2 separate regions of the Mus musculus genome follow, and region 1 is linked to region 2. Evidence: chromatin loops called from intact Hi-C (ENCODE). Cell type or tissue: gastrocnemius. All regions are shown on one strand. Links, peaks and the distances in the headings refer to the core of each region. The heading gives the core; the rest is flanking DNA.

Evidence for each region. Hi-C counts contacts between places; a loop is a spot of excess contacts. Peaks named below come from ENCODE experiments on the same cell type or tissue, not always from the same donor. Only the 100,000 strongest peaks of a DNase experiment are listed, where the experiment ranks them.
Region 1: it touches region 2 in a loop (13-fold over the local background); 3 of 42 quality-filtered maps call a loop at or near these places.

Annotation. Positions count from the first base shown.
Region 1 is chr9:66,423,137-66,433,269 of GRCm38, reverse strand. Herc1 (HECT and RLD domain containing E3 ubiquitin protein ligase family member 1) reads right to left here. Exons shown (of 78, transcript NM_145617.3): 26 at 4,191-4,459. Among named protein-coding and RNA genes, the nearest start is that of Gm30447, 75 kb to the right of the region's middle. In gastrocnemius, for the core only: no CTCF peak of the experiment used is centred there; no DNase peak of the experiment used is centred there.
Region 2 is chr9:66,278,525-66,288,657 of GRCm38, reverse strand. No RefSeq gene overlaps it. Among named protein-coding and RNA genes, the nearest start is that of Gm39364, 17 kb to the left of the region's middle. In gastrocnemius, for the core only: CTCF peaks have their summits at 4,646 (motif pointing left) and 5,864 (motif pointing left); a DNase peak (open chromatin) is centred at 4,636; H3K27ac peaks cover 900 bases.

The sequences.
Region 1 (10,133 bases), core at 4,472-6,971, 140 kb before region 2:
GGAAAAACATTTGAGGTTCTGTCACCAAACTCAAACATAAAGAATTCTGTATGTCAGAGGTAATATGTTATCTAGGACAAAGAAAGTCTAACATTTTCTAAGAATCTGTTAAACATGTTATTACTACTGTTTATTAAATCAAATGCATCTAGAGCCTCTTTGAGGATATTTTAAAATAAAATAAGCCATGCATACACTGGGAGAGTAGGTTTGGGTTGGTTGGTATTGAGGACTGAATTCAAGATTTAAAGTGCTCCATGGCTAAATAATATATCCTAAGTTTCTAAAGTAGTAAATGTAAAGTTTGTTACTCCAGATTTGAGGGATGGGGCCACCTACCCATTTCAAAAATTTTAACCCAGAATTGTTCTGTCTGAAGGAAACACAGGAACAAAAAATGTAACAGAGACAAAAGGAAAGACCATGCAGACTGTCCAACTTAGGAATCCATCCCATTTGCAGACACCAAACCCAGTCACTATTGCTGATGCCAAGAAGTGCTTGCTGACAGGAACCTGGTATAGCTGTCCTCTTGAGAGGCTCTGCCAGCACCTGACTGCATATAGATGCAGATACTCACAGCCAACCATTGGACTAAGCCTGGGGATTCCAAAGGAAGAGTTAGGGGAAAGATTAAAGGAACTGATGGGGATTCCAACCCCACAGGAAAGAACATCATCAACTAACCAGACCCACCAAAGTTTCCAGGGACTAAACCACCAACCCAACAGTATAATGGATGGGTCTATGGTTCCAGCTACATATATAGCAGAGGATTACCCTCTCTGGCATCAGTGGGAGGGGAGGCCCTCGGTCCTTTGGAGGCTTATTGCCCCGTGTAAGGGGATGCTAGAGGCGTGAGGTAGGAGTGAGTGTGACGGTGGGAGATCACCCTCTTAGAGGCAATGGGGAGGAGGGATAGGATCAGAGGTTTGAGGAGGGGAGACCAGGAAGGGGGACAACATTTGAAATGTAAATAAATAAAATAACCAATAAAAAAAGGTAAAGTTTGGAGACAAGATGTCAAGGCCACATTCTTCTGCATGTTGGGCAGTCTTAGGAAAGTCAATGAACTTTATGAGTCCCAGTTTCCTCAAATACAAAACGAGTATCAGTGTCTAGCCTACTCAAAGAGCTACTATGACGCACACAGATACATGTGAAGAGTTCAAAGCTTTATAAGTACAAGTAGTGAGATTGCATAGAATGAATACTTTTTAGTTCCAGAATCAGAAGTACTTCTCCATGGTCTGTCCAAGGCTCACTATCTTCTCTACCCACTACTGAAAGACCCATCACTACAGTGGCTCAGCCTACTCTTCTTTGAAAAAAAAAAAAAAAATGGATTTCTACTTTAAAAGTTTAGATTTAGAGAAAGTTGTAAACCCTTTTATGTGAAGCAGTTATCTCAACGGTAATAATCATGATCACAAAATCACAGCACTGATTATCAGCTCTGAAAAATACTGAGGATGCTCTAGATACAGCAATAGCAACTACTCAGTCAAGATTAATTCTCTGTTTAACTGAGTTTAAGACTTATTTTGCTTTAGGCATGTGTGTATGCCTGAGTGTATGTATGTGCAGGGAATCCGATTCCCTTGAACTGAAGTTATAGACAGTTTAGAGCCACCTGAAAAGGGTATTGGCAACAGAACATGGGTCCTCTACAGCATACGTTCTTAATCACTAAGCCATCTCTCTAGCTCCAGATTAGATCAGGTCAGCCTGAGCTATACAGGGAGACTCTTTCTCAAGAGGAAATAGGGGAGGAGTGAAAATAGAGAGAAAATAACAAAGGCTGTATCTCAATTTAGGTTAGATTTCCACAGTAATGATTACCACAGTAAAGATGAGCAAAATTTGAATTAAAAAGTAAACCTTAGGACTAGGAAAATGGTATGATGGGCAAGAGTATTTGCTCTGTAAGCATGATGAGGTGAGTTTTAATCCCCAACACCCATTTAAAAAGCAAGCCTTGCAGCAAGAGTCTGTAACCCAAACATTGGGAAATCAGGAACAGGTGAATCCTAAGAGATCACTGGTTAGCTAGCATAGACAGAAGAGAGGTTCCGTGGGCAATAAAGTAGAGAGCAAAAGACTACAATACCTGACATCTTGCATGGGTCCCCACAACTACATGACTGGGCTCACATACCTAAACCCATCTCATTAGTATACAATTTTCTTTCCTCTTTAATAAATGATACAAAAAGTTGTTCTAAAAGTTATTTCTTTAGCATTTCTCAGTAAATGATTTGCATATCTATTTTATATAGCTACATACTGAATAAAAGTTTTTCAGGCAAAAAAAAAAAAAGATCATGAATGGAAATTGTTCAAGAACCACTGAGACAGGACTGCATTAATCTGTAATTTTATATATATATATATATATATGTGTGTGTGTGTGTGTATGTGTGTGTGTGTGTGTATGTATATATACACGTGTATATAAGAAATATTATATATAAAAGATATCATATATGTGTATCTTTATATATTCACATATAAAGTGAAATATGTATACATATATATGTATATGTGTATGTGTGTATGTGTGTGTATATATGTGTGTGTGTGTGTGTGTGTGTGTGTGTATATATATATATATATGTATGTATATATATATGTATGTATGTATATATATATCTTCATTTTTCATGACCATGACATGTTGGAAGTAGTCTTTATTTCTTATAAGGAAGTAACTTATAGGAAGTTCCTAAATTTGGATTTGCTACCCAGTCCCCCTCTCACAACTAGAATAGAGCTAGAGATTTGTAGAAGATAGCTACAGAATTCAGTATTGTCATTATGTCAATGATACGTTATATCTACATGAGATATTAATAGTAATAGTCATTATGATTGCTTAAAGATCTATCTGCCAGATTTCTAATGTCATTCCTTTTTCTTCCTCTTTCTCATACCTACTAGAAGCAAGTTACTAAGTACAACCCATTAACAAGGGTGAAAAATTTAATTTCTATTAGAGGAAGGAATATCAAAGGATCTGTGGTCAGATTAAAAGTCATTAATATTTGGGGCTTATTCTGTGACTATGCAAACCTCCTAGGTACCCTAGTTTTCTCATGGATGTCTTTACTCATCTTTGGGTCTTTACTGTAGCAATCATTGTTGTGGGTATCACTAATGTTTTGTTCCTGCCTTTTCTTTTCCTTGCGTTTGTGATAGGGTTTCTCCTACGCAGCCCTAGCTGGGCTGGCATAGATTATATAGCCTAGACTAGCCTCAAACTCACAGCAATCCCTGTGGCATCCTTTTAATGCAGAGATAAACAGTACAAAATGGAGGGTATGAGACGGAGCCAATTTCAACCTTGCTTCTAGAAGAGAGACGACTGATGACAGTTTGTCCTAAGAGATAAAATCTTTAAATTGTACGTTTTATCCGGTTCAAACACTGTTGTGCTGCTTTCATTAAGAAAAGGATGTCAAGTTGGGTGCACGCCTTCAGTCCCAGCACTCAGGTAGGCAGAGGCAGGTGAATCTCTCAGTTTAAGGCCAGCCTGGTCTATTCAGTGAGCTCTAGGACAGGCAGGGCTAAACAAAAAGAAACCCCATCTCTAAAGAACAAAACCAACCAAACAAATAAAAACATAAGCAAACAAAGAAAAGAATGTTAAAAGCTCAGGTACAGAAAAAGGAGACAGCCCAGAAGGTAGAACACTTACTGCACAAGCACAAAGACCTGAATTTGGATTCCCAGTACCCACATAAAGCTAAGCCTGCCAGCATCTCTGTGACCTCAGTGCTGGAGGCAAGCGAGGCACAGTCTATGCAGAACCCAAGCTCAGAAGGTTTTGAGGTCGCCTCAAAAACTAGTAACAACAAGGTTCACTAGATAGAGGTATTTGCTGCCGAGATTGAAGGACAGAGTTCGATCACTAGAACCCACATGGTAGAAGGTGAGAAATGACTCCTACAAGATGTCCTCAGAACTCTGTGGCACACGTACTATAAAGGAGGACACGCAAACTAACCTCTAGACTCCACCCATCTACACACACTGTACCACACATGCACATGCACGGAGTGGAGTGGAGGGGAGGGGAGGGGAGGGGAGGGGAAAAGAAGGGCAAAGCTTTTCATAGAATTATACATTCAGTGAGTGATTCACTTTTGGTTTCCAGAGTTGCTTATGAATAATAAATATCCACAACTTACCTCTGCCCTTAGCTGTTGCTGCTCCATTGCAATGATGGAGGCCTGGGGACTTGTAGACATACTTTCTTCCGGCTCCTTGAAACCTGGAGCATTCCCCACATCTCCACTCACAAAACTTACAACATTTTCAATCAATGTGTGAACTCCCAAAGACTTGGTAAGGTCAAAATCAGACTCAAAGGAGTAAGAGGAGTTGTAGAACCAATCTCTGGTATGTTTCAGGCGAGTCCAAGAGTCACTCAGAGATTCTAATTGACTATGCATAGGACCTACATGAAAATAGGGGTTAAAAAAAAAATCACACATCAACAGCAATCAAGTAGAGAAGGGAACACATTCTCAAACTAGATGAAGGCTGAGCGCTACTATCATACCAAGTGGTGAGAAATGGATACTCATGTTTGAACACATGCATGCATTAAGTGAATCTGGTCAAAATACTTTGGTTAAAAAAAAAAAGAACAAAAATAAACAAAAGTTAAAAGCAATGTAAAAAACTAAAGAGAAAGCCTTGTTGATTTATCGGTGTCCATGTCAGTGCTTTGGCAACACGCTACCACAAGAAAATAAAGGCAGAAGCTGCTCTGTAAGATCTTAATCAAAAAGGCTCTGAAGTATCACAACACATCATTACTCAGGAGCAACACCAAAACGGGCACTTAGAACTCTACTGGTAAAAGCCAATCAAAAAAGGATTTCATCTGACTAAACATCATTGCAAAGGGAAGTCACAACTGCACAAAATGTCTACAAATCTTCAATGAAATATTAGCAAAAATGGTTATACAAGGGCAAGTAAACTTACAAAAAGGAGACATAAACACCACTGTTAAGTTTCACTTACTACCTGTCATGTGCATATTTATTTACCTCAGGTTGTTAAGCTCCTATATAAAGGAAGCAAAGTTTCACAAAAAAGTAGTATCCATTGTAAAATATTAATGGTATTACCAGCAGTTTGTATTAGCAGCAGTAATAGCTAAGTGTTATTAGCTTGCTTGTATTTTTAGGTTAAACCTTTAAACATCAAATACTACCATATTAGAATACAAAAATAACTTTCTAAGTTACAAGCCAAGTTTAGCTCTAAAAATATATCCATATCCAATTCATATACTTTTTCTTTAAACATTCTTAGGGAACTAAGTTTGCTTAACTATACTTTTCGTTCATAATAAACCTTCTCATCATTGTTCTATATTTTGCCTGCTTTTGTATTTATATATTTATATTATTATTGAATATAAATATAAAACTGACAAAAACTTGTATCAATTTGTTTTCTACCTAAATTTTTACTAGTCTGAAGCTTAGGCTTATCATTCTCTTCCTTTTACTGCTATCGAATTTTGTCTTACATTCACTCTAAAGATGGACAATCTTTAACTGTGGTGATTATTTTACATAGGCATGTATTCTGCATGTATGTAGGGATATAAATACCTATGTGTTTTTAGATGCTCATGAATGTTTATGCACCTGAATGAAATTTGACTTAGGGTGTCTTCCTGGATTATTCTCCATTAACATGTTGTTGCAGAGTCTTATAATGAACCTACCACTCACTGTTTTAGCTTGCTCTGAGGACTCCCCTATCTCGGCCTCCCTTGTGATGGGGCTATAGGTGGACTACTAAACCCAACTGGCCTTCAGGTAGCTCTGGAGATCTAAACTCCAGTTCTTACACTTGCATAGCAAGAACTCAGATTCATCCACACAGCCCCAGTTTTAGCCGTATTTTACAATCTTAAGAAAGTATTAATTATGTAATCATTTTAAACATATTCTTTTTGTGCAATATAATATTGCCAACATAAATCCAATTTACTATATATAGCCAGGATTCATTTGTTTATTGTGTAAACATACCAACTTTCTATATTAGGAATTAATTTTAAGGTACCCAACAAAGATACATCATGTTAAAAAAAAAACTGCACTTGTTAAATTATACCAGACAGAAAGTTTTGAAAAGATTATTACTAGTGGCCACAGAGGAAGAAACTCTACTACAATATTAAGCATTTAGTCTTTCATTTTTTTACTGTTACACTGGTGCCAGTTAAACCTCAGGGCTTTAAAATCAGACATGGAAATTCTTAATAGGGAACTAATATTATGAACTATTAAATATCCTAATAAAATTAATTCATATACCAAAGAATTATTACCTTTTATATTTTCATGAAATATTCTTTTCTCAAAAGCTTCTAGGGGTGGTGGTGGTGGTGGTGGGGTGTGTGTGTGTGTGTGTGTGTGTGTGTGTGTGTGTGTGTGTGTGTGGTGTGGGTGTGTGTATGAGCTGGGGGGGTGGTAATGGGTTTTTAATATACATGGAGGAATGAGTGCAGGCTAGGACAATATTGGCTATCTGTCCCTTGCCTTCAACTTTGTTTGAGATAGGGTACCTTGGTTTTTGCTGCTGTGTATACCAGACCAGCTGGCCCATAAGCTTCGAGCTATTCCCATCTTCCCTTCCTTCTTGCCATAAAGGGATTATAAACACACAAATACTTATGTGTGTTCTCAGGACCTGACCACAGGTTTTCACAAGTACTTTATCCACTGAGCTATTTCCAAAGCCCCAAGAACTCTTTCTAATAAGAGCTCCAGGACTAGAGATACAGTTCCGCAGTAGAAAGCTTGCCTAGTATGCACATAGAATTCTGAATTCCATCTCCAATAGAGGGGGAAAATCTAATTTTCAGTTTTATGGAGATGAAAATAATATGAAAAAATTCCTACTTATAAGTACAGCTTTCATATAATTTAGAAAAAAGTAATATCCATGGGTATATATTATGTTAAAATTATTTTTTTAAATACAGAAGAAATTTAAACAAAGACACCATTTTCTTAAGCTGTCCAAATTGAAGGGCTGTATATGACTTAACCAAGGAATGTCAGGTTTTAGTGCATTGCACTGAGCTTATTTTACTTAATAGCAAATTTCAGAATACAACAGCCTTTTTCTTTTAACACATACAAGTTACTTTTCAGAACAAGTCCCTAATATCTACTGTCCAGTGTTAGAACCACAGAAATGAAAGAGATCTATCTACTTCAACTGAGGACACAGAGGCTCAGACAGATGAATTTCCCAAATTAGCAACATTGGTTCCTTAATTCTAGGTGAAGTAGATTCATAAATTCCTGTTATATAATGACTCAAAGCACACAGATCTATGGAAATTTCAACTGCTTGGTTAATTATATAAAGGCTCAATCACTAATCTACCAATAGTGAACTGCCTTTATATACAGAGAAATATTCCATGGAATTACTAGACATGCCCAAACTAAATCCCTTTGAAAGCAGGAGTCAGCAAACTTTTTCTGTCATGTGTCACATAGTAAACAGTCCAGTGGTCCATAAGGTCTCAGCCACAATTGCTCAATCCTGATATTATAATAAGAAAACAGACAGATAGTTGATAAACAAATGAGTAAAGCTTTAATTCAATTTACAAAAATAGAGAAGGGTCAGACTTGGCCTACTAGATGTAATTTGAAAAAGCTTAAAGGATAAAATTATTGGGTATATGATTCAAATAAACTCCTTATGAATAAAACATAAAATCAGGAAAAAGAAAGGGGCAGGGTGCACACCTTTAATCTCAGCACTCAGGAAGCAGAAAAAGGAGGATCTCTGTCAGTTCAAGGCCAGCCTGGTCTACCTGTGGTCCAGGCCAGCCACATAGTGAGAGAAGTCTCAAAAACAAAACAACACAACAAAACAATGGGGGCCAAAAACTTAAAACACAGAGAAATGAGAAACAGAATTTTACTTTAAAAAAAAAAACTATTTTTTTTTTAATTCTCTGTTTTTTAATCTCAAAATAAGTAAGCAAGCTAAAAGGGGACGGCTCCTACACCTCAGTAGATTTGCAGGGCAATGCTTACTGCTTACTCTCAGAGAAACAGTTCAGCAAGACTTTGTGACTGTTTACTTGTTTTTACAAACTCTGGTTCTTAAATGAAATTTTCAAAATGAACATGGCTGAGCTGCAATACATACTTTATAAACCATAAAATATGTAGGCAAGCTAAAAGGGGAAAAAAATTTAAACATGCCATCATGTACTTGCTTGAAGCTCTTCTTTTTTCTGGGGCTCAAGTGGCCAAAAAGGAGTAAATACCCTACCACATAAGAATCAGAAGACAAAAGCAGAAATTTGATACAGGAGATAACATTTATATTCTTTATGTAACTTGAAATGCACAAATAAAATAGCATTTCACCCAATTTGTTACATCATAAAACACATATTGATAAATGTTTCCAGCATTACTTCAGCAATAAAATGCTAAGAATATTGACAAAAGCTTGAGAGAGGAACTCAAACTACACTTTATCCAATAAAGTTTACCTAATACGGCTTCTGCTACTGCTTCTTAAATTTGGTGAGATTCTATCTACCACTTTCACCATAACAGCTTCAGCTTACACAAGAAATAGCAAGCACGGGTAAAAGGTATTATCTTTCTGTAAATAATTAGCTCAATCTGCACAATCACAGAAAATCTTTTAAGTATGTGTCAAAATACCAAAATGTCAACAGTTTTTGGTAAATTTTGTTGAGAATTTGATAAACTTACAAATGAGTTCCTATTTGTGAAGCACTTAAAATAATGTTTGGTGATAATGAGCTGTTTATAAGCTTCTGAATATAAATTTCATTTTGTCCCTGAAGAACTTGCTTCATCTGTTTCTTTTTAATAAAATGTATAGGTTGTTTTTAATTTTATAATTTAACCGTTTTGTTTTCTTTGGTTTCCCAGCTGGGTCTTGCTACGGCACCCATGTCTGCAGCTCTTGGAGTCAACCTTTCCAGCCTAACCACCACCCCTCCAGCTCCCACCAAACAGCTGTTACTATAGAAGCTTCTAGCCTAGACTTTAACATTTTAATATCTGAAAAGATGGACAAGATGGTCTAGCTAAAGGTTATATGCTCCCATTGCTTTGCACCTTCCATGTCTGCTTAGATCACAGTGAAACATTAGCCAGAATTAAGGGTTTTAAAAAGAACAATCATGTTTCATTATCATGAATCTTAATATCTTTAATGTCAAAGAATGAGTGAAGTAGAGATGATTAACCCTTTCAAGGAGCTTTTTAAAAAAGAGACATTGAATATACACTGACCACTAATTATCATTTATTCACACATTTAATTTTAATAAACAAGGTATAATTAAAACTATTGTTTCTCTTGTTCCTCTTATCTGACTTTCACTAAGACCAACAAATGGAAAAGCTATTTAAAAAAATATTTTTGGATTTCCTCCTCAAATAGTAGAAAAGAGTAAATATGCATATAAAAGAATCCTCTTTGGCTAGACATTTGTTTGTTCTCCAGGGTACAGGTCACAATTTCACAACAAACAGTTTGGTCAAAACAGTTCTCATACTTAGACAGTTCAACTGTCCCAGACAAGATAAGCATTTTTTGAAACTAATGGAATCTGATTCAGTTTGACAAGTAAGAATAAGAAATACTACACTACCATTTAAAAGCAAATAAACACTTCCTCTAGTGTGTGGACCAAGGCTAATCATTAAATATATAAGATTTATAAAAATTTAGAAAATGTATCAAATGTTTTTAAACATTTTAATTAAAGATTTATTTCAAAGTATGTGTTTATTGGGGTGAGATCTGTGCACATGAATACCGGTGATTATTTTGTTGTTGTTTGTTTTGAAACCAAGTCTGTCTACACAGCTTCACTCCTGAAACTAGTGATCTATGAGAGCATGCAATCCTGTGGACCTGGAGTTACAGGCTGTGAGCAACCTGATATGGGTGACAGAACTGAACTGTAGTCCTCTCCAAGAGCGCGGTATATGCTAAACCACTGAGCCATCACTCCAGACACTCTTACACTATATTTTTAGTGTTTTTGAAGAAAGGGTTCTATTACAGTAAATAAAATAAAA
Region 2 (10,133 bases), core at 3,466-5,965:
AGAACAATTTGGCAATACCTAGTAAGCTAAAGTCATTTGTCCTCAGGAGCCTTAAACTCTACTTGTAGAGGAACTTTCACACTTGGGCAGGATGGTGATGCTTATAAGAAAAAGTGCCCATTGGCAGGGAAGAGGTCAGAATGCTATTACAGACACACACACACACACATAAACTAGAGCCACATGTTTTTTTTTTTTTTAACTCAAAACCATAATATTAAGTGAAAAATTAGAAATCATGAAGCACAAATAAAGGTTAAAAACCTGCAAAATGATACCATGTCATCTTTATGGATATAGAAGCATTTAAGCAAAAGGTATAAAACTATCTATGGTAAACACTAAAGTCATAGAATTGTTCCTGTTAAAAGGGTAAGAAACTGAGGAATAGGCTGTTGTTGGATCCATAAAAGGTCTTAACTAAATCTAAGCTTTTCCTTTTGTTGTGTTTACTTATTAAGATTAACATTTTTATTTACTTTATTTCATGTGTATGGGGTTTTTTGCTTGTATGTATGTATGTATGTATGTATGTATACCGTGAACAAGCCTGGTACCTGAGGAGGTCAGAAAAGGGCATCAGATCCCCTACACCTGGAGGTACAGGTGGCCTTGAGCCGCCATATGGGTATAGAGAATTGAACCTGGGTCTTCTAGAGCAGCAAGTACTCTTAACCACTGAATACTCTACAGCCCCTGATCTTTAAAACAAGGTAATTATGTGTAAATGTGTTTGTTGCTGTATGTCTGAGCATGTAAGTACAGGTGCCTACTGAAGTCAGAGAGACCATGGCTTCCCCAGAGCTGGAGTTACAAGCAGTTGTGAGCCACTCAGCATGAGCTTGGGGAACTGAATTAGGGTCCTTTACAAGAGCAGTATTCATGCCTCTATGAATCTGAAGGAAGTACGATATCCAGGGCTGGGAAGGATGGCTCAGTCTTTAATGTAGTTTGTACGTGAGTCTGAGGACCTGACTCTAGATCCCCAGCACCCCTTAAAAGACTACATGGGGATACTCCTACTGCTTAGAAATCTGAGATAGGAAGGTGTTAGGGGCTTGCTGGCTCACCTGTCCAGTCAAATTGATCAGCTTCAGATGCAGTGAGCTACCACATCTTAAAACAATACAATGAAGGACAAGAGATGAAGTCACCTGACACTGACCTCTGGCTTGCATATATACATGTACACACACACACACACACACACACACACACACACACACACGATATAGAGTCAGGTGTGTTATTACCCACCTCTAATTCCAGAACTCTGGAGGTTGAAGCAAGAGGACTGTGAGTTCCAGGCCAACCTAGGAGAGACTCTATCTCAAGACATAAACAAACAAACCCCCAAAACATTATATCTCTATAATAGAACACTATATGGTTATAACAAAGAATGAGGTTGAAGTTATGGGTCAACAACTACCACCTCACAGTTTTGTTCTCAACTCTCATAAGGAAACCTCTCTTTACAACAGACAAAGAATAATTATAGAAAACCACAACCAATTAAAATGCAGAAGTGTGGAACCCTGTCCCAAGGGATCCATCTATAGCTCAGCTCCTGCACTTACAATCCAGAGACCATTGTGGAAGAGAGGGCAGAAAGACAGTACGAGACAGAGGAACAGGGAGTCTGCTGTGAGATGTGACTCCTAGAAATGTCAGAAGCTTCACTCATGAAGTCTCTTCAACATGGCTATCCCAACATGACCTGAGCAAGGGTGACACTAAAGATCACACTAATGTGGACAGGGAAAGCCTGCAAGGCCCAGGTCTGGACAAAGAACTACAGGCAGCTACGGGATGCAGAGGCCCCGAAGAAGAGTCTTCTCCAGGGAAGAGCACAGTAATTCGTTCTTCAGCACCAAATGGTCAGCCTTAAAAACATACCCAAATGCTGGACAGTGGTGGCGCATGCCTTTAATCCCAGCCTTCCTGGAACAGAGGCACACAGGTCTCTGTGAGTTCAAGGCTAGCCTGGTCTACAGAGTGAGTTCTAAAACAACCAGGGCTACACAGAGAAAACTGGTCTCAGAGAAAACAAACAAACAAACAAACAAATAAATAATAAAAACATACACACACAAGTAATCTTATATGGACTGAGTGGGTCAGATTGTATTTATATATTTAGGAATATTTTAACAAACAAACACACACACACACACACACACACAAAACAACACCAATAATAACAAAGATAAAGAGGCCATAATTTTGAAAAAGTGTGTGTGTGTGTGTGTGTGTGTGTGTGTGTGTGATTGAGAAAGGAGAATGAAAGTGAAGGGGGAAATAATATCATTGTGTTTTAATCCCCAAAAGAATCAGTAGTTTTTTACAAACTGATAAAAATCTCTATATTGTTCCGTGAAAGAAACAAGGCATGACCCAGTGTATATCCTATGTAACAGCATGATCCTACCCCATGGCAAACAGACCTCTGAGATCAGGAGCAAAAGCCTGCAGGTCACTGTGGCTGGGGAACAGTAGCTGTCACGCCTGCATCCCTAGGGCATTAGAAAATGTGCAGCTGCAGTTTGGCATCATCAGATAACAGAGGCTTTGGGCTCTGTTCCCAAAGTCCACTAAAGGCCAAAGTGCTGAGAAGCATCTGGAAAGAATCCACGGTAATTATCACAAACATCGTGCAATTGTAATTTCTGATAAGTCACATGAGCGGCGCCACTTGAAAGCTGATCAGGGACAGAATAATGACTGAAGGTTTCTGACGTTCTGTGCATACAAGAATCAAGAATACCATCTGAAAGCTTACTATCAACACTGACAGTTGACAAGCTGAGAGATCAAATGATACAGATTATAAAACGTCTCTAAAGCCACAATCTGAGATCAACCAATCAAAAAATCAAACAAGGGCTAGCAAGCCACCCAGCAGGTACACACACACACACACACACACACACACACACACACACACACACAAGCACTATGCAAGCCTGATAACCTGAGTTCAGTTTCTAGAGCCAGCAGTGGGAGGAAAGAGCAGACTCCCAAAAAGTGTCCTTTGACACCCATTGTCCCCCACCCTACATTCCATGCCACAGACAGACAGACACACACACACACAATAATAATAATAATAATAAATATAATTTTAAAAATGTAAATCAACCTACATATCAAGTTCAAAGCCAGCCTGGAGTACATGAAACCCTGTCTTAAAAAACAAAACAAATCAATAGAATTTTAAAAGGATTACTGCCAGGCTGGTGAGATGGCTCAGTGGGTAAGAGCACCCGACTGCTCTTCCGAAGGTCCAGAGTTCAAATCCCAGCAACCACATGGTGGCTCACAACCATCTGTAATGAGATCTGACTCCCTCTTCTGGAGTGTCTGAAGACAGCTACAGTTTACTTACATATAATAAAATAAATAAATCTTAAAAAAAAAAGGATTACTGCCGACATAAAGATCTACATAAAACCATCTGTTACTAGTTATCATTTTCACTTGTTTCACCTTTGTTTTTGTTGGAAAACAAAACTGTATGAATTGTTCCTATTTTACTTTAAAATATGTTCACTTTGCAATGTGTACATTTATCATCATATTTGTAGATTACAAAATGAAGTATGGCTAACATCACTAACTTCTCTTCTTTAAATGGCAGGGAGTCTTCTTGAGTGGAAGACTACAGTGGATCTTTTTCTCCCTTGAAGGAAAGAAACACACATGCACATATATGTGAAACACATATGCACATATATGTGTCAGGCAGCACGTATGGAGCAAGGACAACCTGCTGGAGTCAAGCTATCTTCTTCCACCATTTTGGTTTGTTGTTGTTTTTGAGACAGGTCTCACTATATAGCCTTGGCTGGCCTGTAACTCACTTTCCTGAATGCTAGAATTAAAAGCAGGTACCATCATGCCTGGCTGCCTTCCTTGCATCATTTGGATCTTGGAGATAGAACTTGGGTTGTCAGGCTTGTAAGTGAGTGTCTTTTTCCTATGAGCCATTTTAATAGTCCCTCAAAAGCAAGGTTTTTTTAAGCAGCCATCTGTTTTAAAAGAAGGAATATATATATATATATATATATATATATATATATATATATATATATCCATATATATATGTATATGGCTTTATATATACATATTGCTATATAAAATATATATTCATATAAAATCTTGTATGAAGATAGTTATGTATTATGTTTACATGTGTAATATTTAGAAGGATTCATAAATAACTAATAGCAGTAAATATAAGAGTAGATTTTTTCTACATACTTTTTATACAGTGTGTGTGTGTGTGTGTGTGTGTGTGTGTGTGTGTGTGTGTTTGTACTGGAGACTGAAGCCAGAGCTGTGTACATGCAAAGCAGGTACTCTAGCACTAAGCTGCAACCCCAGCTCCTGTTTTATACTTGAAAATTCTTGAACTATATAGATGGCATTTGACTGACTCTGAAAATTAAAACTTTAAAAAAATCTTGGCAGATTTCCACAAAGCCTATGCAAAACATTAAGCCAGACTCTCAAGGGTTTGGCCTGTGGTTGATTGGTTTGCTTGTTTCCCTGGAACCTCTGTTTTAGGAACCAGGTATATCTTACTGGCTTTCAGATCTAGGAACAAAGATCTCAATCAGTCCTTGCAGTGCCACCTGGTGGCCATGACCTCGTAAGGTTCAAGCTTTTCTCTTCAATAATCTTTGGGAGTGCCTATGACCTTGACAGTGGGCAACACAGCACCGTGTAAACTGGCTGAGGTTAGTCTCAGTTGACACACATTGAATGTCCAGGACTGCCTTGTGTGGGTAGAATTCCATACAACTCCTGAAGTTTCATGACCTCTGCCTCCAAGGGGCCCCTCAAAGGCAGCCTACAGTAACAGCACATGGACTTCAAAGTCCAGAACCAAACCCTGGCTCCACTATCTACCAGCCTTGTCTTATTCAGCATAGCTTCCAAGGTCCTCCACTTCCTCATCTGCAAAGGTGGTAGGTAAGTCAGGGAAAGTACACACAAGAGATTAGAACAATGCCTTTGTATAACATGATAAACTCATGTCTTGATAAACATGAGTTCTCTTCCTAGGATTGCCTACTGATAACTTAGCTCTCCCCTGGCACTAGAGAAGGCAGCATGGTTGCTATGCAGGCTCAAGCCTTGGAAATGTTGAGGGAGAAGAAATTTATTTAGTGCCTGTATGTGTGTATTCATGTGGGTGAGCATGAATGTGTATGCATGCATGCACACATACCCATGCACATGTGCACATTATAGCAGGTGTGTGGAGGTTCAAGGGCAACTTTCGAAAGTCATTTCTCTCCTTCCACCATTTGGATCCTGGGCATGAGACTAAAGCTTGGCAGCAGGCACCTTTGCCCACTAATCACCTCACTGCCCTCTCCCCTTGTTTTTCCCAGCTGCTAAGGAAGAAATTAAAAGCTTGGCTATAGGGGAGAAGGAGTTCAAAAGCTGCTGCAGCCTCACAAGGAGCGTCAGGGCATCCCTAGTGCTACCCAGGGGTGCTCCGTCAAGCGAGTCTGCTCCTGGAAAGCAAAGCTCAGTCCCTGTCCCCATCCCCCACTCCCTGAATGAGTGAGAGCCAAATAGATAAGAAATTACAAGGAATAGCCCAGAAGTTGGGGGCACTCAGAAAAACAAATGATGAAGTTGGCCATCTGCCCTTAAAAAGGGATGACTATGCGCCTACTAGTCCCTCATCCCTACCATCAGAGTAGCATCTTCCATTGTAAATCTTTTCAAGGATGCAGAACCTGGGTTAGAAAGATGGCTCAGTGGTTAACAGAGCTGACTGTTTTTCCAGAGGACAAGGGTTCAATCCTTGTAGCTCTCACTACTGTCTGTAAGTCCAGGTGGTCTGATGCCCTCTTCTGGCTTCTGTGGAAACTGCATGCACATGGTGCACACTTATGTGCAGACAAAACAGCAATACACATTGGGGGGTTGAGGTGGGGGGAGATGCAGATGTGTTAGTTTGATTTCTGTTGTTTTTTTTTTTTCACTTTTTAAAAATGAGAACAGTGGGTTTTTTTTTTTAAGGTGTATTTATTTTATTTCTATGGGTACACTGTGGCTGTCTTCAGACACCAAAAGAAGGCACCAAATCCCATTACAGATGGCTATAAGCCACCATGTGGTTGCTGGAAATTGAACTCAGGACCTTTGGAAGAGTAGTCAGTGCTCTTAACTGCTGAGCCATCTCTCCAGTCACCTGTTTGCTTTTGTTTTAAAACAGTAATATAGCTCAGGCTAGCCTAAATTCACAACTCACTATGCAGCAAAAGATAACCTTGAATTCCTGGTCCTCTTGTTTCTGGCTCCAGAGTGCTAGGATTGCAGGCATGCACCAGCGTGTATGGTTTATGCAGTGCTGGGGCCTACGAAAGACCTCAGACTACCAACTTTCCACTGCTGTGACAGAAGGCCTATGATAATCAACAGAAAAAGAAGAAAGGATTATTTGGGCTCACAGTCTGGGAGGTTTAGGTCCATGGCTGCTTGCCTCTGCTGCCTTGGGGGTCTGTGGTGAGACATCATGACAGAAGCTGCTCATATATGACATCTAGAAAGCAAAAAGACAGAAATATTTGGGCATGGTATACACCTGGGTTCCCAGCTCAGGGGAGGCTGAGGCAGGAGGGTTGCAAGTTCAAGGCCAGCCTGGGCTACATAGTGAGCCCTTGTCTCTGAATGCAAACAAAACAAATGCCAACCCCCCTGGAAGCCTTAGTTTCCTAAGCTTTCTCAAGATGGCTGTGAGAACAGAAGGCAATAAAGACCTGGTGTGAGGCAGATGCTTCTAGAATGCAAACCACAGGGTGGGGGCGGGGGGAGTGGAGAGGCACAGGCAGACCGGCAAGAAGGCAGCAGCTGCTGCTGCTCTCTAGCAAGGCTCCTTTGCATTTGGCCGTAGGCAGCTGAAGGGGCCAGACAGGCGGAAAGCGAAGGTGCTTTGCAGCTGGGCAGTGAGGTTTCTTAACCAACCGAGCTTCACAGAATGTTCAGGATGTGGGCCGGCCCCCAGCATGCACTGGGGAAAACCAAAGGACGAGAAACAAGAGGCATGTCACGTCAAGGGCCTTGCTCATCACATATCACATGTCACCAGAGTGGTTGGCAGAGGCAGCAAACAACACCATGGGAACTCCATCTCCTTCTTCCATTTGCTCCATCCAGCCTACTCACTGATGAATTTATGTTTTACGCTAGTCCATAAAGCACAGTTGTTAGGACAGAAGCCACTTTCTGAGTGCAGTACACTAAGTGCCGCCATGCTTTAGCTAATCCAACCGAATAGTCATAGGAGCCCTGCGGGGAAGATATTGGCATGCCCCCGTTTTACAAATGGGAAAGCTGAGGCCCAATACCTTGGTAAATAAATAAATAAATAATCACCCAGCTAAGAAGATGTCAGAAATGTCATTCAAACTCTGAGACCTAACCTGACTCTCAGGCCAGGGTTTTCAGATCAGTACCGTGGACCTAGGCTAGAAGACATTTTCATATTTTCTTTTTTCTTTTTTTTTTCCCCCTTGAAACCGGTCTATGTAGCCCTTGCCAGAACATACTATCTAGACCAGGCTGATCTTGAACTCACAGAGATCCACCTGCCTCTGCCTCCTAAGTACTGACATTAAAGACACATGCCAGCACATCCTGCTGGGAGACACTTTCTAGGGAAAAGAGGTAAGTACCTACAGGCTTTGGAGGAGCAGGAAAGCCCACCTCCTGGGCCAGTGTCCAGTGAGGAGGGGGTAAGAGACATTGCCTACCATCACCCAGCAGTGGGCATGGAGAGAGGCACTACACCCCTCCATCAGTGCCCTTCTCTCAGTAGAGACCTCAGCTGCCTCCTAGCAGTTTGGGGGAAAACCAATTGTGCCCTAGGCTCTAAGGCACTAAGCCTTAGGTATAGACAATCACAATTTATCCTGGTCCCCCCACCCCCCTCGATCTAGGGATGTGCATGCAGACCAAGAAAGGCTTTGCTGTGGTTTCAGAATGTCTGTGCTCACTTCCTGTAAAGACATATGCAAATTACTTTTCTCATTGCTGAGACCTAACACCTGGTCAGAAGCAACTTAAAGCTAGGAGGCATGGTGGCTCACACCTCTGTGAGTCTGGGAGCAGCTTGGTCTATATTGTGAATTAATTCCAGACCTGCCTGCCAGGGCTACCTAGTGAGACCCTGTCTCAAAAGAAAAAAAAGAAAAAGGAAGGAGAAGAAATAGAAGAAGGTCTATTTTGACTTACAGTTGGGATACAGTGCATCGTGGCAAAGGCATACAAGCAGGAGTGTGAAGTGGCTGGCCACACTGTGTCTGCTGTGTGGAAGCAGAGGCAGACAGATGCTGGGGTTCAACTAGATCTCTGTTTGTTATGTAGTCCAGAACCCTAGCCCCATGAATAGCATCCACAGCTGCAGTGGGATTCTCCAGCTTAGTTAACCTAAACTAGAATCTCCCTCACTGACACGCCCAGATATTTGTCTGGAGGGGATTCTGGATCCTGTCAACTTGGCAACTTCAACTCTCGAAGTATCTTTCTGCCTGATGCTCTCAGTTGAGTAAACATTGTAAAGTAGTTTTGCCTCCCCCTGGACAAGTATTAGGATAAAGGACAAAAAAGCCTGGTCTGTTTAAAATACTCAACCTGTTGGAAAGGTGAGAGGTGTGGCCCTGCCCTTCCCCCACAGAGGCCTGGGCTGAAGTACCAAGAACCCTGTGGAGACATCATAGCTACTCCTGGCCCAGAGGAGCCACCCAGGCATCAGGCCAGTGCCCTGGGTATTTTCAGCTTCCAGCAGCATCAGCAAGGTCTGAGAGCCATGAGCCTTATTGTATTTCAGGTGACCTAGGCACCTGGCCAGCAGCACAGCCAGGGAGTGCTGTCTTTATGCCCTTGTCTGGGCCTTTCTTCTTTCCTGCCAATCTGCATAACCAGGCCATGGGAAGGGCTGCAGAAGGAGCATCTGCTAAGCTCAACAGGCACCAGAAATGGGTGAAAAGAGAGACAGGCAACTTCAGATGCCACTAAAATGCTTGAGAATCAACTTGGGACTCTCCAAGAACTCCATCCTTCACTTGGTCCTCCACAAACACCCTAACAAATGCTTCTTTCTAAACAGCATGCCATGGGGTAAGGTGACCAGAAGTCCAGTCCTGTACTGGACATCCCTAGATTTGCCACTGTTGAGAACAGTTCTTCTCTGAGGAATATAAACATCTCTTCCCACTTCATAAGTCCCCAAAGGCAATCACGGCACAGTTCCAACCACATTCACTCTGGTGAACAAATGAGTTTATTGGGCTTTCTCACAGAGCACAGCTGAGGCTTACTGGCAGAATAGTGGCTGATCTTGAAGCAGGGACACTGCCAAGTCTTTGCCAAGCTTAGGTGATGACTTTCCAGAGTCACCTCGACGGGACGTCTTTCAGTCTTCCTCAGCTTATATACCATCGGGAACTTCATGCCTCATGCAATTAAGGTAGAATTGCATACAGCCAGCTGGGAGGTGTGGATGGTATCAGGGAAGGTCTTCTTCTGTGAGGTTACATCAACAGTCAGCAAGCCTGATCCTGGGGGCCAGGGAATACTCACCTTTTCTCAGGTGCAGTGGATCCAGTGACGTTGACCATGGTTTTGCCTGGAGCTCCATCTTCGTCTTCTGGAACTCTGTCCCATGAAACTGCCCAGGTTCAGGCAAACTTAGGCAGTTGTTCTCTCTATTTGAGAGCTTTGCAGGTATCTCCCACTGGTCCTTACATCCATCCTCCATGTCCGATTCTTTCTTTGACTGGAGTCAAAAAGACTGGCAACTGAGGCCCATCTGTCTTGTCCTCGTCTGGGTAGCTAATAGGTGAAGTAGCAGAGGAACCCTAACATGTCTGGTTCCTTGTGCTCTCTCCCTAGGTCAGGTCCTTGCCTAACCCATTTAGCTTATCCCAATAGTCTGAATTGTCTCCTCCACAGGCTGCCCCACCCAATCCAATGTGTGCCGGTACTTGTGTGGTCGGGAGATCAGCCTTCGGGGGTCATTTCTCAGAAGCCTTTCTCTTTGGTTTTTTGAGACTGGGTCTCTCACTGGGACCTGGGGCTTACCAATTAGGCTAAGCTGGTTGGTCAGTGAG